Regions from separate parts of the Homo sapiens genome. Here region 2 is linked to region 1. A link is a contact called in ENCODE Hi-C data. All regions are on one chromosome and are shown on one strand. The core of a region is the stretch at or near the end of the contact, and the rest is flanking DNA. Distances in the headings are between cores, read along the strand shown. Region 1 holds the start of ARL6IP6 (ARF like GTPase 6 interacting protein 6). Region 2 holds the start of WDSUB1 (WD repeat, sterile alpha motif and U-box domain containing 1).

Region 1 (4,228 bases), core at 402-2,901:
ATACTAGGTGGAGTTCAGTTCCTTTCTCTATTCTTCCAAATAAGCACAGTTCAATGTCTTCTGCAATGGAATTCCACTTATCATGGTTTTGTGACTTTATGATACAAAGGCAATGTCTCCGAGCAAAACAGAAATAAACCACCTAGGAGACAAAACTATCAGAATTGCAAAAAAGGGCAAAAAAGTGGGGAGGGGAATGATAAATGAAACATTGGCAGCCAATCATTTAAGACTGACAGCTTGCATTTTATGCACATTCAGTTTACCATTTTATGAAGAGGTAAAACCCACATCAACTGGCCAAAGTGTCTTCTGTATGAAAATCAAGCATTGTAAGGTTTTAGATGCCATGCCATCTGTAGCCCACTAAACGCTGGGAAGCAATGAGGACAAATAAAAACTGGAGTTAAATAGATTTAATTATATTTAATGAAGTACAAAAATAACACTTCAGTGACAATGTTTTGGGTGCTTTTCATACAACAAAGTTCTTTTGTTTTTTTTTTTTTTTTTTTTTTTTCAGTAACTTGGCAAAGGTCACAAACTAGTGAGAATGGAAATTTAAACTTAACTCTGCTTCTTTCCACTATAATATACACTAGCCAACTAAATTATACAACCGTATGCCTTGCAATAAACTTCAACCGGCCAATATTTCAACTTCAGACAGAAAAACAAAATTATTAGAGGACGAGTGGACTATACTTTCTGCAACAGAACTCCGTGCACTACACCTGGATACAAACTTAAAAACTGAGAGGCTAATTATTTTACCTATAAAAGAAGAAATTTGGACTATGCGATGAAAATCTTTGTCCCTCAAGATTCTGTGTAGAGGAATTGGTGGACAGCACATCTTTATTTGTGGATGAAGGCCATTGAACATGGCCTATTTTAATTATATGCACTTTTCACTGTCTCCTTTTAATGGTGGGTGTTTCGCATTTTGTTTAATCTTCACAATATTTCATCCCCAGTGTTCAAGGACTTGAAGATATTTCTTCAAGAGTACCCATTTAATCAAACGATCCTTTTTAAAAATACGTCTCCTGATCATGGATCAGGACGCTCCACTTAGAAAAGGCAAAGGGCGGGAGAGCAAAGTAAGATGCAAATGAGGACTCTGGGTGAAAGCAGCTGCCAGCCTGAGGGCTTAGCGCGAGGGAAAGGGAGATGGGTGGAGACGAGAGCCACACCCTGGCTCAACTTTACTCTGGACAGACTTTCAAGGCGTCGGCTTCAATACCTTTAACGATCAAGTAGGCGATGGCGAGGAGGAAGGCGAGAAGAATGGCGAAGAGCAGCGAGCAGAGAATAGAGAGGACCTGGACCGGCCACCGCCGAGGCTGGGCTCTGCTGCCCGCGGCCGCGGGAAAGATACCATTGCGCTTATCGGGCAGAACGGGCGACCCGTTCCCGTCCGGCGGGAGCACCGAGCGCTTTCTGGGCTCTGACCACGCCCCAGCCGAGAACTCCGCCCGCAGGTCGCGGGCCACTTGGTCGCATCCCTCCTCCTCGTCGACTTCGCCTTCACCCCAGCTGTCCCCCTGAGTAAAGGAGGAATACGATGGCCGAGCCACAGGGCCCGGGGTGCCGGGACCGCGGCGCCGCAGAGCCGACCGCCACCCGCTCTCAGCAAACGACATGGCGCGAAACACAACGAAACCCGCGGAGAACGAGCCTCTCCCACCTGCCCCGCCCCGGGTCCGCAACAGCCAATCCGCGGCAGTGGCCGCTACCACCAGGCCTCAGAGCCCAGGGGTAAACCACGGAGAGCAAGGGTGGGCGGCGGGTTGCAAAGGAAGCCGCAGGGCCAAAGGAGAGGCGGAATGCGCTTCGACCAGAGCTCGACCCCAGGGCTGTAGCCGGAAAGGGGAGCAGGAAAGCGCGCAGGGAGAAGCGAGCGGAGGCCGAAGGCTGTCGAGTATCCACTCCCTGCGGGGCTTCGTCCCGGCCGGAGACCTCCGCCACCCCCGCGTCACCAACGGGAGCGCGCGCCCCGACAGCCCCAAAGCCTCATCTTTTCGACGCCGGGTCCTAGCGCCCGCTCGCGCCCTCGGAGACACATTCCCGAACCTATTTGTCTTCTCCCTTCTTCCCCACTACGCTCACACTCTTCTCCAGGTTCCCCCATTAAGGGCACCTCTCTACCTGGCGCTCTCGCGGTTCCTTAACTGCTCACCCCCATCTCCCTTTAGTGTGGTTCTCCCCACCCGTACTACAACTTCCCTCCCGCTACTCGACACGCCTCCTTCCCCAGGCGCGCGCTCTCCACCTGGTGCGTACGGAGATCGAACCCTCTCCTCCGAACCCCTCCTTTCGCCTTCCCCGCCTCCTCCCCTCCGCCTCGAGCACCGCGCGCGCGCATTCGGTCCCAGCCACCGCTAACACTACAGGCTGCTTACCCCCGCCCCCTCCACCCTACCCCTGGCGGCCTCAGGTTTGTGGGGCGTACGTAACTCGGGCGGGGAGGGTGAAGGTGGCAGACCCCCACTGCCCCACCCCCTACGGGGTGAGGCGGTCTAAGCTCGGGAAGCTGGGACACTGTTGTCTTCCCTTCCCCTGGGGAAGTTGGTAGAGTTTTCCCGACGGAGGACTCGGCGCAGAAACTTCCTCCGTCCTCCTCCTCCCCCCCCCCCATGCAGGCGACGCCGAGTGAGGCTGAGGCTGGGGGCGAATCGCCGCAGAGCTGCGTGTCGGCGGCGCATTCTGATTGGACAGCGGGGAAGCCCGTCAGCCTGTTGGCCCCGCTGATCCCGCCCCGTAGCGCAGGGCAGCCTTTAACCTTTAGCCCCAGTGGGCGCCAGCCACTCAGATCGCTTCTTGTTGGTATGTGTAGCGGCAGTGGCCGCCGGCGGAGCAGTCTGAGCCCGACGATGAGGCCGGGGACGGGAGCTGAGCGTGGAGGCCTCATGGTGAGTGAAATGGAGAGCCATCCTCCCTCGCAGGGTCCTGGGGACGGGGAGCGGAGATTGTCCGGCTCAAGCCTCTGCTCCGGCTCTTGGGTCTCTGCTGACGGCTTCCTGAGGAGACGGCCCTCGGTAAGGGATCAGTGGGGCAGGGGGAAGGCGGCACAATGAAAAACGGAGTGAGAAACAGGAAGCTTTCTCCGAAAGGAGAAGAAGATAAGAGTGGACGAAGGAAGAACTCGAGATGGTGGGATATGTTCTGAGGGAGAGAAGTGGAGGGTGGAAATGCACAAAGAGAAGGATGTGAGACCCTGGAAGTTCCCCGTGGGCTTGGCCTAGACAGATGCGTGGTGAAGGTGCTGGCTCTTGGGCGGGGTGAGCGTCTTGGAGCTTTAGGCCCGATTTTAGCTGGGAGGGGGAGGCAGGGGCTTGATACTGTAAGACTTTAACAGCGGCTGCCAAAATTTGTTTTCATTAGTCGTCGGGGTGGTCTGCAGGGGGAACTGTTGGGACAATTGGCAGGAGATAATTAGGTGGTTTTAATTTAAAACATAGAACAATGGACTCATCGGTAAAGAAAGTAGTTGTCTTTTTAAACTGCGTTAAAAAGGATGAATTAGTTGTTTGCATTTAGTGTCCGTGAGTGACAGAACCTCAGTCTTTGAAAATGTATTTTTGGCAGAAGGAATTTTACCTGTCTTAAAGGTTATGTTAGGAAATAAGTTTGTTAGGAGTGAATTGTGCCTGGGTAGCCATACTGTTTGTGTTTTGTAAGACCGACTCTCACCTGAGTTAATTGGATAGAGCATTTTAAAGTTTAAAATCAGTAGTGTTATAAAATAACAATAGCTGGCTATCTTTTATATCTGCATGAAATAGGAGAGTTGTTGTTTTCACCATAACAGTTTTAAAATTAGTATTCAATGTGTATCCTCCAAGCTTAGCAAGCCAATTAGTAGCTGGTTAAGTCAGTGCTTAAAAAAAAGAGAGAGAAAACCTATGATCCAGCGGTCCAGGATTCATCTTAACTTTTCCCATTTTTTTACGGAATTTGCAAGCTCGTTTTAAATACTAGCAGAATGCGTTTTGTTTGAAACAAGGTATAGACTAATCCAATGATGTTATTACACATAAGCTTAATATTATGTCGCTTCAGATAACTGATCTGTTGAAATGAGATTTTTGAGAAGCATTTAGTATTATTTGCTCATTTAAAAATGTTCACTGTTTTTCAGATGGGGCACCCTGGCATGCATTATGCCCCAATGGGAATGCACCCTATGGGTCAGAGAGCGAATATGCCTCCTGTACCTCATGGA
Region 2 (4,278 bases), core at 1,647-4,146, 6.6 Mb before region 1:
TCACTGCAACCTCTGCCTCCCGGGTTCAAGAAATTCTCCTGCCTCAGCCTCCTCAGTAGTGGGTATTATAGGTGTGCACCACCACGCCTGGCTAATTTTTGTATTTTTAGTAGAGACGGGGTTTCACCACGTTGGCCAGGCTGGTCTTGAACTCCTGACCTCAAATGATCTGCCCACCTTGGCCTCCCAAAGTGCTGTGATTACAGGTGTGAGCCACCGCACCCAGCCTTAAATAAGATTTTCACAGCTACACAATTAGGGTGAGGAATGCATAAAACATTCAAATCTTTAATATTCCAAATCAAAGGTCTAACTACTTTGGGAGATGTTAACTAAAATATCTTGCCAATATACTATAGAAACAGAATTTATAAAGATACATTTATAAGAATTTATAGATTTGTAGAGTGAACTGGTACAGGACAGAGTGTTAAAGTAGTTAGATCTCTGGAGACCAGCCTCAATGAGGCTTCTATCTTTGAAACTGCCTGTCTCTGTAGGACAGGCAAAGCTGACTATACTGGACATGAGGTCATGGTGCTAAACTACTGGCAGGTGTAGTCACGGGCTTCTTTTATATATTTTACTTAAAGAATATTATAACCAATTTGGCTTATCAAATTAGTGTAGATAGAGGCTGAGGCGGGTGGATAACTTGAGGTCAGGAGTTCGAGACCAGCCTGGCCAACATGGTGAAACCCTGTTTCTACTAAAAATACATAAAGTCAGCCGGGCGCGGTGGCGGGCGCCTGTAATCCCAGCTACTTGGGAGTCTGAGGCACGAGAATCACTTGAACCTGGGAGGTAGAGGTTGCAATGAGCCAAGATCCTGCCACTGCATTCCAGCCTGGGCGACAGAGCAAGACTCCATCTCACAAACAAACAAAAAAACCCACACACAAATTAGTGTAGATAAAAAAGGTATCCCTCAAGTTTGACAAGAAAGTGGAGAGACAAACACAACTACATATTGCTGAGAGTGTAAACTGTACAACCTCTCTGAAGAGCAGTATGGTAATACTTATTAAAACTGTCTACACCTTTATGCCCAGTGATTCCATTTCCTTTTTTTTCTTTTGTGAGACAAAGTCTCACTCTATCCCCCAGACTGGAAGTGGAATGGGGAGATCTCTGCCCACTGCAACCTCAGCCTCCTGGGTTCAAGAGATTCTCCTGTCTCAGCCTCCTGAGTAGCTGGGATTACAGGTGCGTGCCACCATGCCTGGCTAATTTTTTTCTATTTTTAGTAGAGATGGGGTTTCACCACGTTGGCCAGGCTGGTCTTGAACTCCTGACCTCAGGTGATCCACCCAGCTTGGCCTCCCAAAGTGCTGGGATTACAGGCGTGAGCCACCGCACCTGGCCTCCATTTCAATTTTTATCCTAAGTACATATTCATAAATATGGAAAAAGATTTATGTACATAACGTGGTAATATATTGAGGCTAAAAGAAAAAGATTTAGGTACAAAGATATTTAATCCAGCATTATCTACACTAAGATCAAAATTGTTGAAACCATCCAGCAACAGGGAAAATGTTAAATAATTTATGGTATGTTTATATGTAGACCATTATGTAGAAAAAAAAGCTAATGAAATTTTAGACATGGGAACAGCTCATGACACAAGTTTGTTTAAAAAGGCAGTTTCCAGGACTTTTTGTAAAATTAGTTTTTCTGAAAGACTGAGAGAAAATGTTATCTCTGAGTGGGTGATCTCTGAGGGGTGTAATTATTGACTATTTATTTTCCTGTTATATATTCTGTGTTTCCTACAGAGAGCTCTATTATTTATACAATCAAAAACTTGTTTTTAGAAAAATACTGTTTTGGCAATACTTTGGAATGGAATTTGGTGTTCAAAGTCTCAATCATGATGCACTCCGCTAATTTTAAAAAATTAACAAGAACTTCACAAAATCCTAATTTTTAATCTTCCCTTTCCCCTTAATCTTTTTCATTGCAAATAGTTTCCCACGGTCTCAATTTCATCTTTAAATGTGAGCATTTTAGGTCATTACTCTTCAAATGTAACTTCGGTCTCCACAGGCTGATATATTTTTAATGTTTCCTCATGGATTAAAAATAAAAGCTCTCTGTATCTTTGATTTTCATCTGAACATAGTCCCACACTATGTTGTGCATTTAGTTAACAAGTGGTAATTTGCTCAGGAACTTTTTTTTTTCTGGATAATTTTTATCTCAAAAAGCACTGGCAGGGCCACTTTGTAGTCAATGACACGTGGAAACCAGTCTACCGTGAGCCAGTGGGACGCACTGGGAAAGGCTGAAGAAAAGGCGCCCGGGGTTCCAGTGAGCTCAGGATACCCACCCAACGGCAGGGCTGGGGCCCGGGGCAGGCAGCCTGCCCGGGAGAGACCCCTAGGGGAACCCGAATGAGGAGGCGAGGGCAGAAGACGCCAAGTCACGGACCGCCCAGGGTGGCCGAAATAGAGAAGGCCAATCTGGGAGACCGGCCTCGGAGTACACAGTGCAGGGTGGAGAACTGGAGAAAGAGGTAAAAACTTTCAGCAGGGATGGCCGAACATTCCATGCAACGCCCCTTTAAAACGACGTTTCAGGCGATCACTAGGCCTTGCGACCGCAGCTTTAGCAAAAACAGAAAGATTTGCGACGGAAGTCCCTTTCCAAGCCTGAAATCGCCTTGACCCTAGGAGCCAGAAGCTGGGGAGGAACTCGCAGTCCGGGCGGAAGAGCGCGCATGCGCCGCCTCAGGGGCCGGTCCCGGGGGCGGGGCCTGTTCCCTCCGCCCTGGGTCTCCACAGGCTTTCGCGGGGCGGGGCCTACTCCCTCCGCTCTGGGTCACAGCGGGCGTTCGGGGGGCGGGGCCTGTTCCCTCCGCTCTGGGTCCCCGCGGGCGTTCGGGGGCGGGGCCTGTTCCCTCTGCTCTGGGTCTCCGCCGGCGCCCGCCCCGCCAGCCTCACCTGCGCGGCACGTGACCCGCACCGCCCGTGGGCACCTTGAAGGCGGATCCCGCGCGCCCCCGCTCCTGCAGGTGAGAGCGGCCGCGCCCACGGGCCGGCTCAGCGGCGGTGGCGGCAGGTGGGGAAGCGCGGCTGGGCCTGCTCGCGCGGGGCGTCTGAGCCCTCCATTTCCCGGTTCTAACCGCGCAGCAGGGCCCAACCGGGACCTTGAGTGCGGCGAGGCGTGGTTCGTGCACCCTTGGCCCGGGGCTAGGGCGGGCGTGTCGGCGTCGGGTGGAAGGAAGCCCCTTGCGGGTGAGCTCCCTGCCTCCCAGGCCTCCCTCTTGCCTGGGGTCGCTCAGTCCACAGAGGCCCGGCCGCTCATAGAGGGGGGCACATTCCTGGTCTTTCGTGCATGGGGGGTGTAAGTGGCGGACTTTATTTTGGGAGCGCTGGACACCTTTCGGGTTTGCTTTGAATGAGATGGGATTCATGTGTTTACGCTGGCCAACTGACCTGGTGTGCCCGGGAATTTACTGTTCGCGTGACAGCCGAGGCCCGAGGGAACGCCCACACCGCCCCCCCTACCCCAAGGCAGGTCCTGGGTAGGCCTGAGAGCTTTTTCAAAACAAACTGTTCAGCTGACGGTGGCCTCGGTACTTCCCACTGAATGCCCTGGAACTTGCAAAGGGAGCTGAGTGCGGCAGAGGGCTGGGAGCCGGAGTTTGTTTGGAAAATCACCTGTGCGCACTTGCACAGCTGGGATTTGCGAGCTCTCCAGAAAGCACCACCTGGTCTTGATTGTTTTCAAGACAGCAGTACAGGGATAGTCTACCAGAAATTTTCGTGTTTGGTTTTTAGGCTTTATTGGAGTTTATGTTCGAAGAAAAGAAGCTGAACTTATCCTAAAAGGATAAGATGAAGATAGGGAAAGGCATGCTCCTTATGCCTTAATATTTGTTTGATTGATTGATGGGGTCCTGCTCTGTTGCCCAGGCTAGAGTGCAGTGGTGCAATCACAGCTCACCGCCGGCGTCACCTCCGGGGCTCAAGTGATGCTCCCGCCTCAGCTTCTCGAGTAGCTGGGACTACAGGTGCTCGCCACCACACCCAGCTAATTATTTTTATTTTTAGAGAGATGGGGTCTTGCCTTGTTGCCCAGACTGGTCTTAAACTCTTGGGCTCAAGTGTTCCACCCATCTCGGCCTCCCAAAATGCTGGGACTACAGGTGTGCACCATCGCGCCCAGACTTTTTTTTTCTTTGGTAGAGGTGTTTCCGTAAATAAGACTAGGACAAAGGATTATCAATTTTACAAGTCAAGGTTATACCTGCCCCTTTCAGAGCTGATTCTG

The links. A loop is a pair of places that touch in the nucleus more often than their neighbours do. Pooled maps may share reads with other maps.
Region 2: a map of B cell shows a loop between it and region 1 (20-fold over the local background). The contact joins the promoter of WDSUB1 here to the promoter of ARL6IP6 in region 1. A Hi-C loop is called at or near these places in 3 of 168 maps with a recorded cell type or tissue (B cell and naive thymus-derived CD4-positive, alpha-beta T cell) and 6 of 50 pooled maps.

The regions. Positions count from the first base shown.
Region 1 is chr2:152,716,043-152,720,270 of GRCh38, reverse strand. It overlaps ARL6IP6 (ARF like GTPase 6 interacting protein 6), which reads right to left and starts at 1,651. Exons shown (of 4, transcript NM_152522.7): 1 at 1,247-1,651. The coding sequence starts at 1,646. PRPF40A (pre-mRNA processing factor 40A) reads left to right here and starts at 2,810. Exons shown (of 26, transcript NM_001365597.4): 1 at 2,810-3,041; 2 at 4,145-4,228. The coding sequence starts at 2,832. RefSeq lists enhancers at 1,141-1,340, 1,391-1,440, 1,481-1,680, 1,911-2,000, 2,021-2,090 and 2 more and a silencer at 2,311-2,410.
Region 2 is chr2:159,285,321-159,289,598 of GRCh38, reverse strand. WDSUB1 (WD repeat, sterile alpha motif and U-box domain containing 1) reads left to right here and starts at 2,896. Exons shown (of 11, transcript NM_001128212.3): 1 at 2,896-3,016. RefSeq lists silencers at 2,767-2,936, 2,623-3,062.